2 separate regions of the Mus musculus genome follow, and region 2 is linked to region 1. The links are chromatin contacts, found by Hi-C in ENCODE. All regions are on one chromosome and are shown on one strand. The core of a region is the stretch at or near the end of the contact, and the rest is flanking DNA. Distances in the headings are between cores, read along the strand shown.

Region 1 (4,601 bases), core at 626-3,125:
ATGAGAAAACTGGCATGCACTACTATGCCTGGCTTTATAAACATATCTTAATTGATTTACAGTCAAAATTTTCATCTTTATTTAATGTGCATAATTCCTTTACCTGCATGTATACATGTGTACTCTGTGTAACCAAAGTGACCAGAAAGTGAGACAGATTTTTTGGATCTTACAGATGATTGTGAATCACCATGGAGATGGACCCTGGGTCCTATTCCAGTGCAGCCAGTGAGCTATAACCCTTGAGCTATATAACACCAGTCTGATAAACACTTTTCTTTTCCTGAGAAAAAGTCTCACTATATAGCATTGGCTGGCCTGGAACTCGGTGTGCTTGTGGTGGCCAGAGTCAATATGGGTGTCTTCTCCCCATATTCACTATGTAGCCTAGGCTGGCCGAGAACTTGCCATGTAGACCAGGCTGGCCTAAAACTCAGAGATCCTCCTGTCTCTGTCTCCCAAGTGCTGGGATTAAAGGCATGTGCCACCACTGTCCGGCTCGCCCCAATTACTTCGTATTCTATCATCATCTTCTTATTCTTCTTCATCTCCATCACCAACATCACCATCATCACCATTCCACACCACAAAAAGTCCCCTGGAAAAGCTTCCCTTCTTCACTAGTGCTGTGTTCACGGACCCGTTTCCTGGGCAAGTCACCCAGGCAACATGACCCAACTTACTCTTCTCCCAAGGCTAGTGGCTTTGTTATTATAGAAAGGGTCATCTATTTTACTAAGTCACGAAGGAAAAGAGCCGCCATTCATTAAAACAAACAAACAAACAAACCCCTAAGGATTTGTTTCCATCTTTTTTTTTTTTTTTGAGATTGTTGTTGATAGGAGAATGAATCTGAAGGTGAAAGATGATTTGAATAATGCCACCCTGCTACTACCTCACATACCATGGAGTGACCACACACCCTCCCAGGAGTTGTGAAGTCAAGAAGGAGGTTCAGGGCTCCCAGAGGTCCCCATGGTTTAGCCACATCCATCCTGCAGCAGATGGCCTTGAAGAGCACACAGAACTGCAAGATCCCACTTATCTAGGGAGATGACTTCCTGCACTGCCCTTCCTCCTGGCTGCACTTGACCTTGCCCATAGATACATCCTCCAAGCCACGGGGTCCCTGTGAGGCATCTCTCCTCCCCATCGCTCCCAATCCACCTTTTCCATGTTAGAGAATACAGACAAAGGGACGTGAGGACCATGGAACTCTAGCTGTACAGACGATACACATTTGCTTTGTATAAGGAATTCCACAGTATAGTCTATCTGGGAAATAAATACTGGATTGAGAAATAAATTACTTTCTTTACTAGAGCTTTTAATTTTTTTAAAAATTTTCATCTATGTGTGTGTTTCTTTTATGTGAGTGTAGTGCCTGTCAAAGCCAGAAGGGGATATTGGATCCCCACCACCACAACAACACATTATAAAACAACAACAACAACAACAATTAATTATAAAAGTTTCCAGACATGGAGGCACAAGACTTTAATTCTAGCACTCAGGAAGTAGAGACAGGTAGGTTTCTGTGAGCTCCAAGCCAGGCAGGGCTACACAGGACCCTGCCTTGTGGGTGAGGGTGGGATATATATATATATATATATATATATATATATATATATATATGTTTATGTGTGTGTGTGTGTGTGTGTGTGTGTGTGTGTGTGTGTGTGTATTTAAAGAGAAAAAGTAGTCCGTGGTGGAGAAACGGCTCTGGAGGGATGCACAATGTGAACTTTTTGCCCAATGAACACCTAAGCAGTCACAGCAGTCGCATCTTTTGTCTGTCTTCCATGTTAAGTTTGATTGCAGAGCCCACACACAGCAGGCTAGGATGATGCTTAGCAACCAATGGACTGTTGCCATGGAGACCGCCGGGGATGCGGATCTGAGGACCTTGTGCAGGAAGCAAGTGCGCATGAGTGATCTTCAACGCCAGCTGGCCAGCTCGGTATAGATCAAGGCTGTGTGACCTGTGCTGACTGGAGCTGAAGCATAGGGACGGAGTCCTGGCCTCTTTGGGGCCAGAGCCTGCGCTTGGGAAAGCAGCTGTGCTCCAGGCTCCTAGCTTTGACCTGGGTGAGTTGTCAGAAGCGGGGGAGGCCAGAATATCCCTGTGAACCTGTGGAGCGCCAGGCTCCAGGAACCATATTCAGGACACGTGAGCACCAGGGGCCCAGGCTGGGAAGGAGGATCCTGGGAGCGGGGGTGGGGGGTAGCGGGGAGGAGAGGCGCTATGGACGAGGCGTTGTGTAAGGCCAAAGCTGTGGAGGAGTCAGGGGAGACCTATATTCCTGTCCATCTTCCAGGGGATTTGACCTCACTGCCTTGTTACTTTGCAGGATTCATATTTGGGGAGCCTTACTTTACCTCCACCCCCTTTCTTTCACGAACAGGTAGAGCAGAAAGATGTCGGAGCCCGTGGCCATGACCCTGCTGGAAGATTGGTGCAGGGGCATGGGAATGGACATCCACAGATCCCTGTTGGTCACTGGGATCCCTGAGTACTGTAGCCACGCAGAAATTGAGGAGACCTTGAATGGGGTCCTCTTGCCACTGGGCACATACCGTGTGCTCAACAAAATTTTTTTGAGGCAAGAGAACGTGAAGGCTGCTCTAGTTGAGGTTAGCGAGGGTGTGAATCTGAGCTCTATACCCCGGGAGTTCCCAGGGAGGGGCGGTGTCTGGAGAGTGGTCTGCAGGGATCCCACCCAGGACGACGACTTTTTAAAAAATCTGAACGAATTCTTGGATGGCGAAGGACGCACTTGGGAGGATATGGTGCGCCTCTTGAAGCTTAACCCTAACCCACCGCTACCGAATTCAAACCAGCCTCCACCGAACTGGGCAGAAGCCCTGGGGTTGCTCCTGGGTGCAGTAGTACAGGTCATATTCTACATGGATGCTGCAATCCGTAGTCGGGATGAAGAAGCAAGGGCTGAGGAGGCTGCTGAGGCTGAGTTGATGGAGGCTTGGGCTTCCACAGCGAGGAAGAGAGTAAAGAAGGAACCCGGGCTGGGCGTCGAAGTGGGCTCAGCTTTCAAGATGGAGGACCGAAACTATTGGAAGAACACAGAGGACCATGGTGACCCTCCAAAACCTCTAGTTCGCAGGCCTGGAGGTAAGATTCGCTCCAGGAGGAGGAAGCAGAAAAAAAATCTTAAGCAAGAGCCAATATGCTGGAGGAAATCCCAGGGCAGCAATTACAACAGCAATTACAATAAGGTTAATTTGGAAGCTGGTGAAGCTGCCCAGAGCTCAGAGATCCCAGAGTCTGTCAAGAGCAACAAAAAACCCTTTGTGAAGCAGGAAGAGACAGTATGGAAGAAGAAAAGAGTCTGGAGGGATCCCAGCGATCTTCCTCGGTCTGCGCTGCCTGCAGCTGACAGCCCCGGGAACCTAGAGGATTCAGATCAAGATGGTGGACCGGAGAACCCCGCAAAGAAGAAAGCCATGACCTGGGCCTCTAACAAGATCCCTGTCCCCACGAGGAAGAAGAAGAAGATGGTGAGCTTGGGCACTCTCTCCTATGTCCTGCTTGATGCTGAAGCCACCAAGAACAAAACAGCGATTCTGAAGAAAGGGCTTGGTGCTAGAAGGGCTGTGTCGGTACCTCATGATGCACCTGCTTCAACATCCAGGCCTCAGAAGACCAAGCTGGGAGCCTTCCCTCGAGTCTCCAAAGGTGAATGCACATAGAGATGACTTGGTTAGTTAAGGTGGGGTTCAGTGGGGTACAGAGGGGGCCACAACAGGGTAACCAGGAGGACCTCAGGATATTGGGGGAGGAAAAAACAAGCTACCCTCCCAGGTGAGGATTATCAAGCAAGAGGCTGGGCCTCCCTCCTAGAGCCCTTACTAGGCATCATTGGGGTCAAGGTTGACCCATGACCATCTGATCCATTTCCCTCCATAAAAATGTAGCAGTTTTGGCGCAGGACATCGTGTCACATGCTTGTAACCCCAGCACTTGGGAGGCAAAGCAGAGGGTTGAGAGTTTAAGGTCAGCTGGGCTATATAAAAATTTATGATTTGAGATTCTGTAGTCTGTTGAGGTGTAGGGATCAAAGGCTAACGTTTCTAGGGCCTGGCTGGGTAGGGGTGGAGGTGGGGGTGGCCACGGTCCTGGTCTCAGGAGATTCCCAGGCAGTAAATATCTAATTATGGTTCTTCCTGCTTCCCTTGGTGTGTTCTGATCTATCCATAGATTCCAGGAAGCTATGATTTGGGGAACCCTGTACCCACGGAGGTGAGAGAGCATCAAGGAAGAAGACTCAAGTTGGAAGAGAACTTTTTCTTTGTGGTTGAATAAAACCTGACTGTGAACCGTTGGGGGCCCAGTGTGCCTGTGTGGGTCAGACTCACACAGGCAATGGATGTAAGGCCTTAGGTTGGGGGATACTGTCAGGGGGAGATTCCCTCTGTGTCTTTTCCTGAGTTGGAGCCACTTTTCATTTCTGCACAGCCTCAAAGGTGGACAAGGTAATAAATAGCTTTGGAAAATTCTAGAACGTTCTTTCCCTTTGCCCACAAAGGGGCTCACGGTATTGCGCACCCACATTCAGCCTTTATTCTCTTCTACCCCTGCTTTT
Region 2 (4,601 bases), core at 1,020-3,519, 9.6 Mb after region 1:
CCCAATATGTACAACCAAGTTAAATTTTTATATTTAGGAGAGAAAAACATATACTAACTTTGTCCATTATTATAACCGCCATCATCTTTTCCATCCCTGTCATTTTTATCATCACCTTATCCATAACCATCTTATCAGCAACACCATCAAATTTATTATAATATCCATTTCCTTTTTTGTTTTCTTTTTAACTGTCTTTTCATTTTTATTTATTACATTTTTATTTACATTTCAAATGTTATCCCCTTCCCTGGTTTCCAATCCAAAACCCCCATCCCACCCCTCTTCCCCCTGCTCAACAACACACCCACTCCTGCTCCCCTGTCCTGGCATTTCTCTACACTGGGACATTGAGCCTTCACAGGACCAAGGGCCTCTCCTCCCATTGATGTCACACAAGGCCATCCTCTGCTAAATATGCAGCTGGAGGCTGGAGCCATTGGTCCCTCCATGTATACTCTGGTTGCTGGTTTAGTCCCTAGGAGCTCTGAGGGTACTGGTTGGTTCCTCCTATGGGGCTGCAAGGTCCTTCAGCTCCTTGGATCCTTTCTCTAGCTCCTTCATTGAGGACCCTGTGCTCAGTCCAATGGTTGGCTGAGAGCATTCACCTCTGTATTTGTCAGACAGGTAGTGATAGAGGCCACAGAAATCACCAAGAAGAGAACACAAGAACAAATCACCTTTGAACCCTTTAGAATACCATAGCACCTATCAGAAACTTCAATTAATTAAGTAACTATTTCTTTATGTATTTGCTATTGTGAAGATACATGTTTCTATGTTATGTCACATATGTGAAGGTCAGAGGACAGGTTGGGACTTCGTTCTCCCCATGTACCTTTTATGACAGTTCTGGGAATTAAACTCAGACTGTTAGTGTTTCCCCAGCAAATGCTCTATCCACTAAACAATCTCACCAGCCCTTAAGATAATAAATATAAAAATGAAAGAGAGAAAACAAGGGGCCAGTGAGACGATTCAGTGGGTAGAGGCGCTTGCTACCAAGCATGACACTCTGAGTTTAATCACTGGGAGATATAGGTGGAACAAGAGTACTGACTCCTACAAGTTGTCCTCTGACATCGACAAGTGCATGGCTCCCAAAAAATAAATATAATATCATGTTTTAAAAAGACATCAAGATGTATTTCTTGTAATGTGTTATCTGAAACAGCTAGGTATCATTTAGAGATGCAATGTGAGGAAATCTGGACAGAATTTCAAGACAGGTGTAAAGCATTTGTTGGTTCAGATCTTGTAGAGAGGATTCAGAAGTTTCTAATCTCTATTTCCCTAAATAAAATTCAGTCACACCTGTCCACTGCCCCATCACAGGACCTTTTATTCCTGAACAGGGTTCAGGTTTCCTGTAGACACATGGTTCTCAACCTGTGAGTTTAAACCTACTTGGGAGTAGAATGATGTTTTCACAGGGGTTGCCCAAGACACCTGGAAGACACAGATATTTACAGTACCAAAATTACAGTTATGATGTAGCAATGAAAAAAATTTTATGGGCAGAGGCATCACTATAACATGAAGAACTATTAAATGGTGACAGCATTAGTAAGGCTGAGTAACACCGCAGTGGGGCAACATAGGAAAGTGATTAAAATTTGTGTTGACCAGGCAGCTGTCTTCTCAACTCTAGCCTCTTCTCTGATACCCTCAAGTACTTTGGAAATTAGGTATAGTAATATTCCTGTTGACATAGGTCAGTCAGATAGTGTGGTGACTTGGTGAGAAAAGCCTTACACACATCAGCTCTCACCTGATGTTAGAGATGCAGGAGGAACTCGGAGAGCTGTTAGACACCCAAAGACATCAGCTTCTGTGCTTTTTAAATGTAACCAGTCATTCAAGAGCCACTATTTACTTCCTCACAGACAAATCTCAGATCCTGCTGTTAAAATCTATACCGATAAAATGTTTTCCATTGGGAAAAAAACACAAAATAAAGGAAATATTTTGATTATATGTTGAATGGATCCCATAACCTGTCTCTCTCATTGGGGGCAAAAAGCTGTTCAGATAGGTACTGGGCTTAAACTGTCACTATCTTATATTATAATAATATAATTATTGTAATAATTAATATAATGCAATTAATATAATTGCATTACCAGCATCGCAAGAGTTTCCAGGATACAACTCAATGGTGATCACTTATACCTGAAACCTAATAGCACAGGTGAAATATTTTTGACAAAGCCTGCAGCCAATGATAGAGCCATAGCAGCCAATGAAAGGGCGAGGTATACAGCCAATCAAGAAGCTAGCATGACTTCTTAGTCAGTCTTAGTTTTTCACAGTGGCCCTTCAATAAGTACTAGCCCATGGGACCAGGTCTGGAATGGGTAAGGAACTCATTTTCTCTACTGAAATATCTTTTATCTCTGTCTGTTTCCTCCATTCAATGCTTTACTGATAGTCTACAGAATCATGATTAAACCTTTAGCCCTCATTCATTATTTACTATGATTTTATATAAGTCCATACAATTAACTTTACCATCACTGTATCATTTCTCAATTGTTCTCTTACTTGTTTAGAGGAATGAACAGAAGAGGGGGATCCAGAGATGACATCTTTCTTTTTATTGTTGCAAGGAAGAATTGTAATGAAAAGTATGCCAATTTGTAGAGACTGTGTACCTGAGATTTCTTCCCTTTAAAAGTCTATATTTCCCTTAGGCTGATGAGATGGCTCAGCTAGGAAAGGTGTTTGCTACCAAGGCAGCTATTTGAGTTGCATCTGTGGCACCTACTTGATAGAAGGAGGAACAACATCCCCAGAAGTTTTTCTGGCCTTCACATGTGCACTGTAGCACATGCATGCCCCCCACTCCCCCCCCAAAATGTAATAGGATGGGCATAGTGACACACAACTATAGCCTCAGTACTCAAGAGGCAGATGCAGACATACCTCTGTGAGTTTTAGGCTATTTTGGTCTACATAGGGAGTTTCAAGCCAGCTAGGGTTACACAGTGAAAACTGTCTCAAAATAAATTAAGTAAAAAAGAAAATTAAACTTCTTTATTTCCTACTCTAAATTGGATGAAAGAAAAGAATCCATCTAAAAGGAGTCAAGGCTCATTTTTTTAATTAGGGCTAAAAACAGTTTAATTGGTGCTGGCCAGGTCTGGCATGCATGGAGCTGGGGATTCCTTCCTCAGAATTGTATCATATCAGTAACAGAGCTCTGGTCACGTCAAATGTGACTGGCATGGCTCTGGCAGGGCTTGCCCTTCTCCCTCATTTCTTCTGCCTTGTTAAATGCCACTAGATTATACCCCTAAAGCTAGTTCCCAAAAGTCTATCCCCTTATTTGGCCAATCCCTCCTCTTGAAGCTAACTACCAATGACCAGGTATAAAAGTATTGGAAGTCCAGCAATCAAAAGCCTCCTTTGGCTTATCTAACTAACATTCCCAGTTAAAATAAAATACATCTTCCTAACACTGGCTTTCCCCTTGTACCTTTATAAGCCACTATTGGCCTATGTGCCATGTCTGTCTCTTCTCTATCTTGAGACAGTTTGTTGCCCACCCCACCCATGAACAAAATACTCCTTACCACTTTCCTCTTTTCTCAGTCTCCTTCCTCTCTTCTTCTCCCTCATTCTCTATCTCCTGTGTTTGTTTCTTTTTCCTGCCCTCTGTCATTCTCTGAAGCCAAGAAATCTCCTTTGTGCTGAGAACTTGGTCTGAAAACATGGTCAGGGGGCTCTGAGCTGATACTTTGTCTTTTATTTTTTACACTCCATATTTTATTCACCCCACCATTCACCCTCTGACTGTTCCACATCCCATACTTTCTCCTCACCCCCACCCCCACCCCCACCCTACCTGACCTTCTTAATTTCCTGGGGCCTCTAGTTTCTTAAGAGTTAGGTACATCATCTCTAAATGAACACATACCCTGGAGTCCTCTACTGTATGTGTGTTGGGGGCTTCATATCAGCTGGTGAATGCTGACTGTTTGGTGGTCCCGTGTTTGCAAGATTTCAGGGATTGAGACTAATTGAGACTGATGCTCCTTCTATAGAATCACTCTTCTCCTCAACTTCTTTCAGCCTTCCCTAATTCAACAACAGGGGTCAGCTGCTTCCATCTATTGGTTGGGTGAAAATATTTGCATCTGACTCTTTCAGCTGCTTGTTGGGTCGTTTGGAGGGCAGTCATGACAGGTCCCTTTTTGTGAGCACTTCATAGCCTCAGTAACAGTGTCAGGCCTTGGGATTTCCCCTTGAGCTGGATCCCACTTTGGGCTTGTCACTAGACCTTTTTTCCTCAAGCTCCTCTCCATTTCCATACCTGTAATTCTTTCAGACAGGAACAATTATGGGTCAGAGAGGTGACTGTGGGATGACAACCCCATCCCTCACTTGATGTCCTGTCTTCCTGCTGGAGGTGGGTTCTATAAGTCATTTCTCCATACTGTAGGGCATTTATAAGGTCCTGATAATCTCTTACCTTCCAGGTCTCTGGTGCATTCTGGAGGGTCCCCCCAACCTCCTATCTCCTGAGATTGCTTGTTTCCATTCTTTCTGCTGGCCCTCAGGGCTTCATTTTCCCTCACTCAATACCAGATCAGGTTACC

Evidence for each region. A loop is a pair of places that touch in the nucleus more often than their neighbours do.
Region 2: a loop to region 1 is called in a map of regulatory T cell, with 118 times the contacts of the local background. The contact joins the promoter of Nlrp9a here to the promoter of Pnmal1 in region 1. A Hi-C loop is called at or near these places in 2 of 37 maps with a recorded cell type or tissue (T-helper 17 cell and regulatory T cell).

What each region holds. Positions count from the first base shown.
Region 1 is chr7:16,957,804-16,962,404 of GRCm38, forward strand. Pnmal1 (PNMA-like 1) reads left to right here and starts at 1,876. Exons shown (of 3, transcript NM_001007569.2): 1 at 1,876-2,088; 2 at 2,406-3,694; 3 at 4,217-4,601. The coding sequence starts at 2,419. The coding sequence ends at 4,233.
Region 2 is chr7:26,532,754-26,537,354 of GRCm38, forward strand. Nlrp9a (NLR family, pyrin domain containing 9A) reads left to right here and starts at 2,270. Exons shown (of 10, transcript NM_001048219.2): 1 at 2,270-2,357.